2 separate regions of the Homo sapiens genome follow, and region 2 is linked to region 1. A link is an interaction called in ENCODE POLR2A ChIA-PET data of the cell type or tissue named here. Cell type or tissue: Panc1. All regions are shown on one strand. Links, peaks and the distances in the headings refer to the core of each region. The heading gives the core; the rest is flanking DNA.

What was found. Peaks named below come from ENCODE experiments on the same cell type or tissue, not always from the same donor. Only the 100,000 strongest peaks of a DNase experiment are listed, where the experiment ranks them.
Region 2: POLR2A ChIA-PET joins it to region 1 with 5 read pairs; 3 of 35 experiments call an interaction of 5 or more read pairs at or near these places.

Annotation. Positions count from the first base shown.
Region 1 is chr15:41,626,780-41,631,177 of GRCh38, forward strand. It overlaps a transcript of MGA not described here. Among named protein-coding and RNA genes, the nearest start is that of MGA, 31 kb to the right of the region's middle. In Panc1, for the core only: no CTCF peak of the experiment used is centred there; no DNase peak of the experiment used is centred there; H3K27ac peaks cover 669 bases.
Region 2 is chr15:41,439,063-41,443,460 of GRCh38, forward strand. The region is part of intron 2 of RTF1 (RTF1 homolog, Paf1/RNA polymerase II complex component); the gene reads left to right. Among named protein-coding and RNA genes, the nearest start is that of RTF1, 24 kb to the left of the region's middle. In Panc1, for the core only: no CTCF peak of the experiment used is centred there; no DNase peak of the experiment used is centred there.

The DNA of each region.
Region 1 (4,398 bases), core at 92-4,091:
GAGTTTTCATATACCTAGCTTCCCTTCCAGCTTTTCCCATTATTAAAATCTTATGTTAGTATAGTATATTTACTATAATTAAAATAATTTATTTTAGTTTTTGAGATGGAGTCTCTCTCTGTCACCCAGGCTGGAGCGCAAATGGCACTATCTCTGCTTACTGCAGCCTCTGCCTCCTGGGTTCAAGTGATCCTCCCACTTCAGCCTCCTGAGTAGCTGGAATAACAGGTGATTCTCGTGTCTCAGCCACCCAAGTAGCTGGGATTACAGGCGTGCACCACCACATCCAGCTAATTTTTTTGTATTTTTGGTAGAGATGGAGTTTCATCATGTTTCCCAGGTTGGTCTCCTGAGCTCAAGTGATCTGCTCTCCTTGGCCTCCCAAACTGTTGGGATTACAGGTGTGAGCCACCACACCCAGCCTATTATAATTAAGGAACCAATAATGATACATTATTATTAACGAAAGTCCATAGTTTATTCAGATTTCCTTTTTATCTAATGTCACTTTCTTGTTTCACTATTCCATCCAAGATAACACAGTACTTTTTGTAGTCATGTCTCCTTAGGATCCTCTTGGCTATGATAGTTTCTCACACTTTCCTTATTTTTGATGACCTTGACACTTTTGAGGAATACCAGTCAGGTTTTCTGTAGCATGTTACTCAATTGGGATTTGATGCTTTTTTCATCATTAGACTGGGGTTAGAGTACTTAGTATCAACATGATTGTCACTATTGATGTGACCTTGATCACTTGGCTGTCAGTTTTGTTTTTAAATGTTTGCTTTTCTATAGCTAATATTAATAAAATTTGTTACTTGCAATATAAAAGTAAATATCTGTTGATATTCTACACATGTCTACCAGTAGCATTTATAATAAGTAATACATTGACAAGCCTAATAATACAGAAAAAGGATAGTGGATATTATAATCAAGGAAAAATAATGACGAAGTTGCCTGAAGGGCTAATTGTAGAAAGGAATTAAAGGCGTTAGTACCATATAGCTTATTTTAACAGTCTTTAAGCTGTTTTAGGACTCTGTTTTAAGAAGAACATTCTGGTAATCAAGAATTGGATCTAAATTCAAAGGTAGGAAAGGAATTATTCAATTATTCATAGTAGGATGAAAATACAAATCGGATAGTTGAGATCAATTAGGTAATATCTTACAATTCAACAACAAATAATTAATGAGCCCTACTGCGTGCCAGGTGCTAAGGATTGAGCATTGAACAGGACAAAGTCCATGCCCTCATGGAAATTATATTTTGGTAGACAATGAGCTAATAAAGATGATTTCAGGGCCAGGCATGGTGGCTCATGCCTGTAATCCCAGCACTTTGGGAGGCCGAGGCAGGTGGATCACCTGAGGTCAGGAGTTTGAGACCAGCTTGGCCAACATGGTGAAACCCTGTCTCTACTAAAAAATACAAAAAATTAGCTGGGTGTGGTGGTGCACGCCTGTAGTCCTAGCTGTTCGGGAGCCTGAGGCATGAGAATATCTTGAACCCGGGAGGTTGCGGTGAGCTGAGATCGTGCCACTGCTCTCCAGCCTGGGTGACAGAGCAAGACTCTGTATCCAAAAAAAAAAAAAAAAAAAAAGCTATGAAGAAAACAATACAAGAGATAGAGAGTGGTGGTGGTGGGTTTGGTGGTTCTTTTAGGTGGGTTGCCAGGCAAGGCTTCTCTGAAGTAACATTTGAACATAACACGACCTGAATGATAAAGAGTAAGACACACCCAAACGTGGAGAATTGGAAGTGGTGGGAATAGTAATGCAAAGACTTTGTGTCAAAAATCAGTTTGGGGATTTTCAAGGAATTACAAGAAGGCTAGTGTGCCAGAGTTGGGAGAGTGCTGGGGTATGAAGTGGTGGTGGTGGTGGTGCATGCTAGTAGGAAATGAGATTGAGAATTGGCGGGGCTCAGATTGTGTAGAGCCTTGCAGGCCATGAGGTTTTTGGATTTTATTCTAACTGATGGTATTCATTGGACAGTTTTGTGCAGAAAAATGATACCTAATTTATGTTTTCAAAACATCGCTTTGCTGCAGAGGCAATTAAGCCGTTGGAGGCCGGGCACGGTGGCTCATGCCTGTAATTCCAGCACTTTGGGTGGCCGAGGCAGGTGGATCATGAGGTCAGGAGATCGAGACCATCCTGGCTAACATGGTGAAACCCTGTCTCTACTAAAAAATACAAAAAAAATTAGCTGGCCATGGTGGCGGGCGCCTGTAGTCGCAGCTACTTATGCTTAATCATAATGCATTGAAAAAGTGCCACTGCACTCCAGCCTGGGCGACTGAGCAAGACTTCGTCTCAAAAAAAAAAAAAAAAAAAAAGAAGCCATTGGAGTGTTGTGAGGTACAGTAGCTTGGACTAGTGAGGTAGATAAAGATAGATGCAGTGAGAAGTCATTGAATTCAGGGCATGTTTTCAAGGTAGAACCAACAGGATTTGCTGATAGATTAGCTGTGGGAGGTGAGTGAAAGAGAGTAATCAAAGATGATTACAAGGCTTTTAGCTGGAGCCAGTGGTGCCATTTACAGAGATGGGAAACAGGAAGGAGCTAGTTTGGATGAAGTGTTTAGATGTTTGGAGCTTGAGATGCCTGCTAGATATCCAGGAATAGCCATTGAGTAGGCAGCTGACTATTAAATTCTAGAGCCTAGGGTCAAGATCAGGGTTGCGAATATACCTTTGGGATGTCATCGATACATTGATGGTGTTTAAACATATAGAACTGCCAGCCTCTGCAACATAGTGAGACCTTGTCTCTATAAAGAAAAAAAAAAAATTAGCTGGGTGTGGTGGTGTGCCTGTGGCCCCAGCTACTTGGGAAGCTGATGTGGGAGGATTACTTCAGCCTGGGTGGTTGAAGCTACAATGAGCCATGATCATGCCACTGCACTCCAGCCTGCGCGACAAATGGAGATCCTGTCTCAAAAAAACAAAACTGAAAACAAAAACATGTAACTGGTTAGGTCAGCTAGGGAGTAAAGAAGAGGGCTAATGACTGAGCCCTGAGACTACTGATATCATAGAGTGGAATAGATTGTAATATATACTTAAATTTCTTTTGTATTGGTATCAGGACCAAATTGACTGAGCAACATGTAAATAGTATAACACTGAATAATGCCTTTGAGATGATTATAATGTTACTAGGCTCTTCCTGTTACTTGAATCCTCATGTTTTTGTCACTTTCCTGCCTGAAGATTTCTACTTTCTCTCCATTGTTTGAGGACATAAACCCCCAGACTTCTTCGCTTAGCATACCAGAGCCTTCATTGTCTGAGTACTCTACATCATCTCGCTCCTTTTTATCTTTTCTCCTCTTTATCACACCTACCGTGCCCAATGTGCTTGGCTCTTTTATAACCCCCTTTTGGCCTGGAATACTCTTTCTCCTCCTGCTGCCCTGCCTCAAACTCCTACTCAGTCTTCAATATCCACCTTAAATTTGCTATGTAATTTTCCCCAATTTCGACGGATAAAATTGACCCCTTCACTGCATGGTACTTCCTCAGTGCTGTTGCTTATACTTCAATTTATAGCAAAATACAAAATCAGTTGGCATTTTGGCTTTTAAAAAAATTCATTTGTTTTCCCAGTGCTTGGCATGTGGTAGATGCTTAATCATAATGCATTGAAAAAGTTTAAAAGTTTTGCTTTGGCCAAAGAGTAAGTAATTAAAAACTAAATCTTACAATACACGATCATATGGATCATTAGCTGAGATTTTTAGGATCTTTTTATTATGTCAAGTTGTTGGTTTTAGTGATATTCATTGTGGCATAATTTAGCCAGTACAAAGTTTAGTGAAATGTCAGTTAGAAGTCTTAGTTCAGAGACATATTAGGAATGTTTTATTCTCTAGGGCTGAATAATGCTTATTCTTTGGAGGCAGGCTATTATAATAGATTTTTCCTTCACTTGCCCACTTTTCCACCCAGCTTCTCAGTAGTCGGGAATTCTATTTTAACAGTACACGTGTACTTTGAGCTCTTTGCTGGAGATGGAACCTAATGTAATAAATCCAGTAGAATCAGCAGTACTCACCCCAGGAATGTCCTTTAAATTGTTGGATAGAAGGAGGCTTACTGGTGTGAATTGTAGGTGTGAAGATTTTTCAGCCTGTGAGTCCAAAGTAGGGTTGATTATTTTGTCATTCAATCATAAGCATGTATTGAGTACTTGCCATATATGGGTATTGTATGAGGTACAGTGTGGGGGACACACAAAAGAAATAAAAGGCATTCTTTGCACATGAGGCCTTGACAATTTAATTGAGGAACTGAAACATAGGAAGGAATTTAATCTTAACAAGCAATATATCCGTAAGTGCAAAGTACTGTAGTATAAATCAGGGACTGCATTTCTTAAGCCCAT
Region 2 (4,398 bases), core at 116-4,115, 190 kb before region 1:
CACTCTGTCACCAGGCTGGAGTGCAGTGGTGTGATCTTGGCTCACTGCAACTTCCGCCTTCCAGGTTCACGCCATTCTCCTGCCTCAGCCTACTGACTAGCTGGGACTACAGGCACCCGCCACCAGGCCTGGCTAATTTTTTTTTTTATTTTTAGTAGAGACGGGGTTTCACTGTGTTAGCCAGGGTGGTCTCAATCTCCTGACCTCGTGATCCACCCACCTTGGCCTCCCAAAGTGCTGGGATTACAGGTGTGAGCCACTGCGCCCGGACTCTCTTTTTTCTTTTTGAGTCATCTTTTTAATCTCACTTTCAAGTTAGAAAATAAATTCTATCAAGGATGCTGTAGTTTAATGGGAAATACTTTAGTGAGAAAAGAAACTTTGGGAAGATTGATTCAACATCCCTCCGAGTGATGGTGTTAACTTCAAAGGAGGAAAATCCAACTGTTCATTGTCTAGACCAAGGTCACTTTCCCAAATTACCTACCAACAATGGCAGGCCCTAAAAGATCCAAAACCTTAATGGAAGACAGGGATGAGGGGAAAGATATTTGAAACACTTCTACATGTTTCTCATTTGATTTATTTATTTTATTTTATTTTTTTGAGATGGAGTCTCACTCTTATCGCCCAGGCCAGAGTGCAACGGCACGATCTCGGCTCACTGCAACCTCTGCCTCTCGGGTTCAAGCGATTCTCCTGCCTCAGCCTCCCAAGTAGCTGGAACTACAAGCACGCACCACAGTGCCCGGCTGATTTTTGTATTTTTAGTGGAGACAGGGTTTTGCCACGTTCGCCAGGCTGGTCTCAAACTTCCGACCTCAGATGATCCACCTGCCTTGGCCTCCCAAACTGCTGAGATTACAGGCATGAGCCATTGCACCCAGCCTTTCATTTGATTTAAAGTATTTTCTTCCCCTTAGTAATTACTTGCAGAGAAGCCGGATATCACCTTTCAGTGTAATTTCTTACCCTACAGCCTAGGAAAATATTTGTTAACAGTAAAGTAAAAAATGTTTATTTAATATAATGAAATTTAATTAGCAGCTGAATAGTATTTACCGGTGCCCTGCATGTGCATATTGGAGTGATTGCCTTCTGATCAACTGTAGTGATAATTTCTTTCTTTTTTTTTTTTTTTTTCTTGAGACTGCGTCTCACTCTGTCACCCAGGCTACAGTGCAGCGGCGCAATCTCGGCTCACTGCAACCTCTGCCTTCCGGGTTTAAGAGATTCTCCTGCCTCAGCCTCCTGAGTAGCTGGGACTACAGGTGCGTGCCACCACACCTGGCTAATTTTTTATTTTTAGTAGAGATGGGGTTTCACCATGTTGGCCAGGCTGGTCTCAAACTCCTAACCTCAGGTGACCCGCCCCCTTGGCCTCCCAAAGTGCTGGGATTATAGGCGTGAGCCACCGCGCCTGGCCTCTTTTTTTTTTTTTTTTTTGAGACAGAGTCTCGCTCTGTTGCCAGGCTGGAGTGCAGTGGTGCGATCTCAGCTCACTGCAACCTCTGCCTCCTGGGTTCAAGCAATTTTCCTGTCTCAACCTCCCAAGTAGCTGGGACTGCAGGCGCATGTCACCACACCCAGCTAATTTTTTGTATTTTTGGTAGAGTCGGGGTTTCACCACGTTAGCCAAGATGGTCTCATTCTCCTGACCTCGTGATCTGCCCGCCTCGGCTTCCCAAAGTGCTGGGATTAGAGGCGTGAGCCCTGTGCCTGGCCAAAAGTTTATTCTTTTGTTTATTTTTAATGGATAAACTATAATTTCTCTCAAATTAACAAAAAATCAGTGGGGGGTCTATGAAATAATTTGCTTTTTCATTTTGTTTTCTGTTTTCTTTCTTTAAATGCCTAGACAATACAGAAAAACCTTGAAATAATTTTCTCTCCCACTAGTCCCCTCTTTTTTTTTTTTTTTTTTTTTGAGACGGAGTCTCACTCTGTCACCCAGGCTGGAGTGCAGTGGCGTGATCTCGGCTTACTGCAAGCTCCGCCTCCTGGGCTCACTCCATTCTTCTGCCTCAACCTCCCAAATAGCTGGGACTACAGGCGCCTGCCACCACTCCTGGCTAATTTTTTGTATTTTTAGTAGAGACGGGGTTTCACCATGTTAGCCAGGATGGTCTCTATCTCCTGACCTTGTGATCCGCCCGCCTCGGCCTCCCAAAGTGCTGGGATTACAGGCGTGAGCCACCATGTCTGGCCTCTCTCCCACTATTCTTATAGCTACTTTTATTTTTCATGTTTCAGAAGTCAGCTGCTGTGGTCCACCCTTGCCACTCAGTATTGTATTAAGTTTGAATATGTGTTATGCCTGGAATACCCTGTAATGTGTTTGTGGTCTCTGGTATTCCTTAAGATACAAGCAGTAAGTCTGCTTGGAACACATTCATTCTCCATATGTCTGTTGTTAAAAGTTAGGTCAGAGTCCTAACTTTTGCAGTTAGTACTGAGATTCCCTTCCTCCTTTTTTAGCCAAAGCATTAGAGGAGCCCACAACTTGTGTTAGAGGAGATCCACATCCATAAAATTCTTCATGGTTTAGGGTTCCCTTTGTTACTTGCAGCTGCTTAATGAAGTAAAAAACTGCTCATCTTAGAACACTACCCAATGATTTGTGCACGTATTGGAGAAAAAGCTGACAGCAAGCTCCACCCTGCCCAGCAAGAAATGAGCGTTTGAGTGACTTTTCCCCTACAGGATTCTTAGCTCCTGCTGCTGCCTTCAGATTCTAGTACTCCAGGCCCTCAGGCTTATTGTAACTCTACTCCAGTCCCTCTCTCACGAGAGCAGCAGCGTCTGTATCATGGTCATTCTGAAAGATGCCTGTTTTTCTGTTTCCATCATGTCTCTTTGGCCCAAGATACTAGCTTAGCACGAGCACCTCTGAGTTAGAGCAAATAGTTCATTATTTTGGACAGTTCAGAAAATAACTATTAAAATCTTTATTAAAAAATTCTTCCAGCCACTGTGTAACTCAATGTTATTACTGTGAGCTCAAACTTATTGCTGCTGTGGACATTTTAGATTGGGTAGGGGACTTCTGAGAGATTCTTAGGTTATAAAGTTTGAGACAGTGGCTCTTTTTTTCCCCTTTCATAATGATTTTTTTTTTTTTTTGAGATGGAGTCTCTCTCTGTTGCCCAGGCTGGAGTGCAGTGGCGTGATCTTGGCTCGCTGTAAGCTCTGCCTCCCGGGTTCACGCCATTCTTCTGCCTCAGCCTCCCGAGCAGCTGGGACTACAGGCGCTCACCACCACGCCTGGCTAATTTTTTGTATTTTTAATAGAGACGGGGTTTTACAGTGCTAGCCAGGATGATCTTGATATCCTGACCTCATGATCCGCCGGCCTCATCCTCCCAAAGTGCTGGGATCACAGGTGTGAGCCACCATCATAATGATTATTAATACGTCTTTCGTGGGTGAAAAAACACATACTGAAGTAGTTTGCTATGTCTTCTCGTTTCTTCAACTTTTGTGTCTTTAACGCCTGCAGATTAACCTTTTAGAAATTTGGTTGTTAAAGTGGCAATTCTCGGGCCAGGCATGGTGGCTCACACCTGTAATCCCAGCACTTTGGGAGGCCAAGGCAGGTAGATCACTTGAGGTCAGGAGTTCGAGACCAGACTGGCCAAAATGGCGAAACCCTGTCTCTACTAAAAATGCAAAAATTAGCCAGGCGTAGTAGTGGGCACCTGTAGTCCTAGCTACTCGGGAGGCTAAGGTATGAAAATCGCTTGAGCCCAGAAGGCAGAGGTTGCAGTGGGCCGAGAACGCTCCACTATATTCCAGGCTGGGCCCCAGAGTGAGACTGCATCTCAATAAAAATAAATAAATTAAATAAAGTGGCAATTTTCCATCAGAGGAAGCCCTCCTTGTACCAGAAGCTGCCCTGCAGTTTTTTCAAACTTATATATGTCTCTCATACCGTTTCTTTTCATTAGTGAGCCATTAATATAGGTAGAAAGAAATACGTTTGTCCCCTCAGATTTGCTAGGACAGAAAATTGGTCAAGAACAACTGAGCTAAAAAGTTAATCGGTAATTTGTTTATAAAATCAGAGACATGCACTGATTTTAGAGCAAAAAGATATTTAGCTAATTGATGAGGGAGAGGGAAATGGAGAGAAGCTCTGAAAGTTTTCTATCCTGAAAAAAATGGGTACACTGGACATTCAGTATAATGTCATATTAGTGAGGAAATAAGTAGATGTTTCACATATAATGTAGCTTGGTGGGGGGAAACACCAACATTTAATGACAGAGTATATACTTGTCCTATTATTTTTAGTGATTGAATTATTCTCGATATCTGGAGGCACATGTAAAACTAAGAAGCAAGGCTGTTTGTAAGATTTACATTGGCCAAGGTCAAGGTCAGAATGCTGTGGTGTGG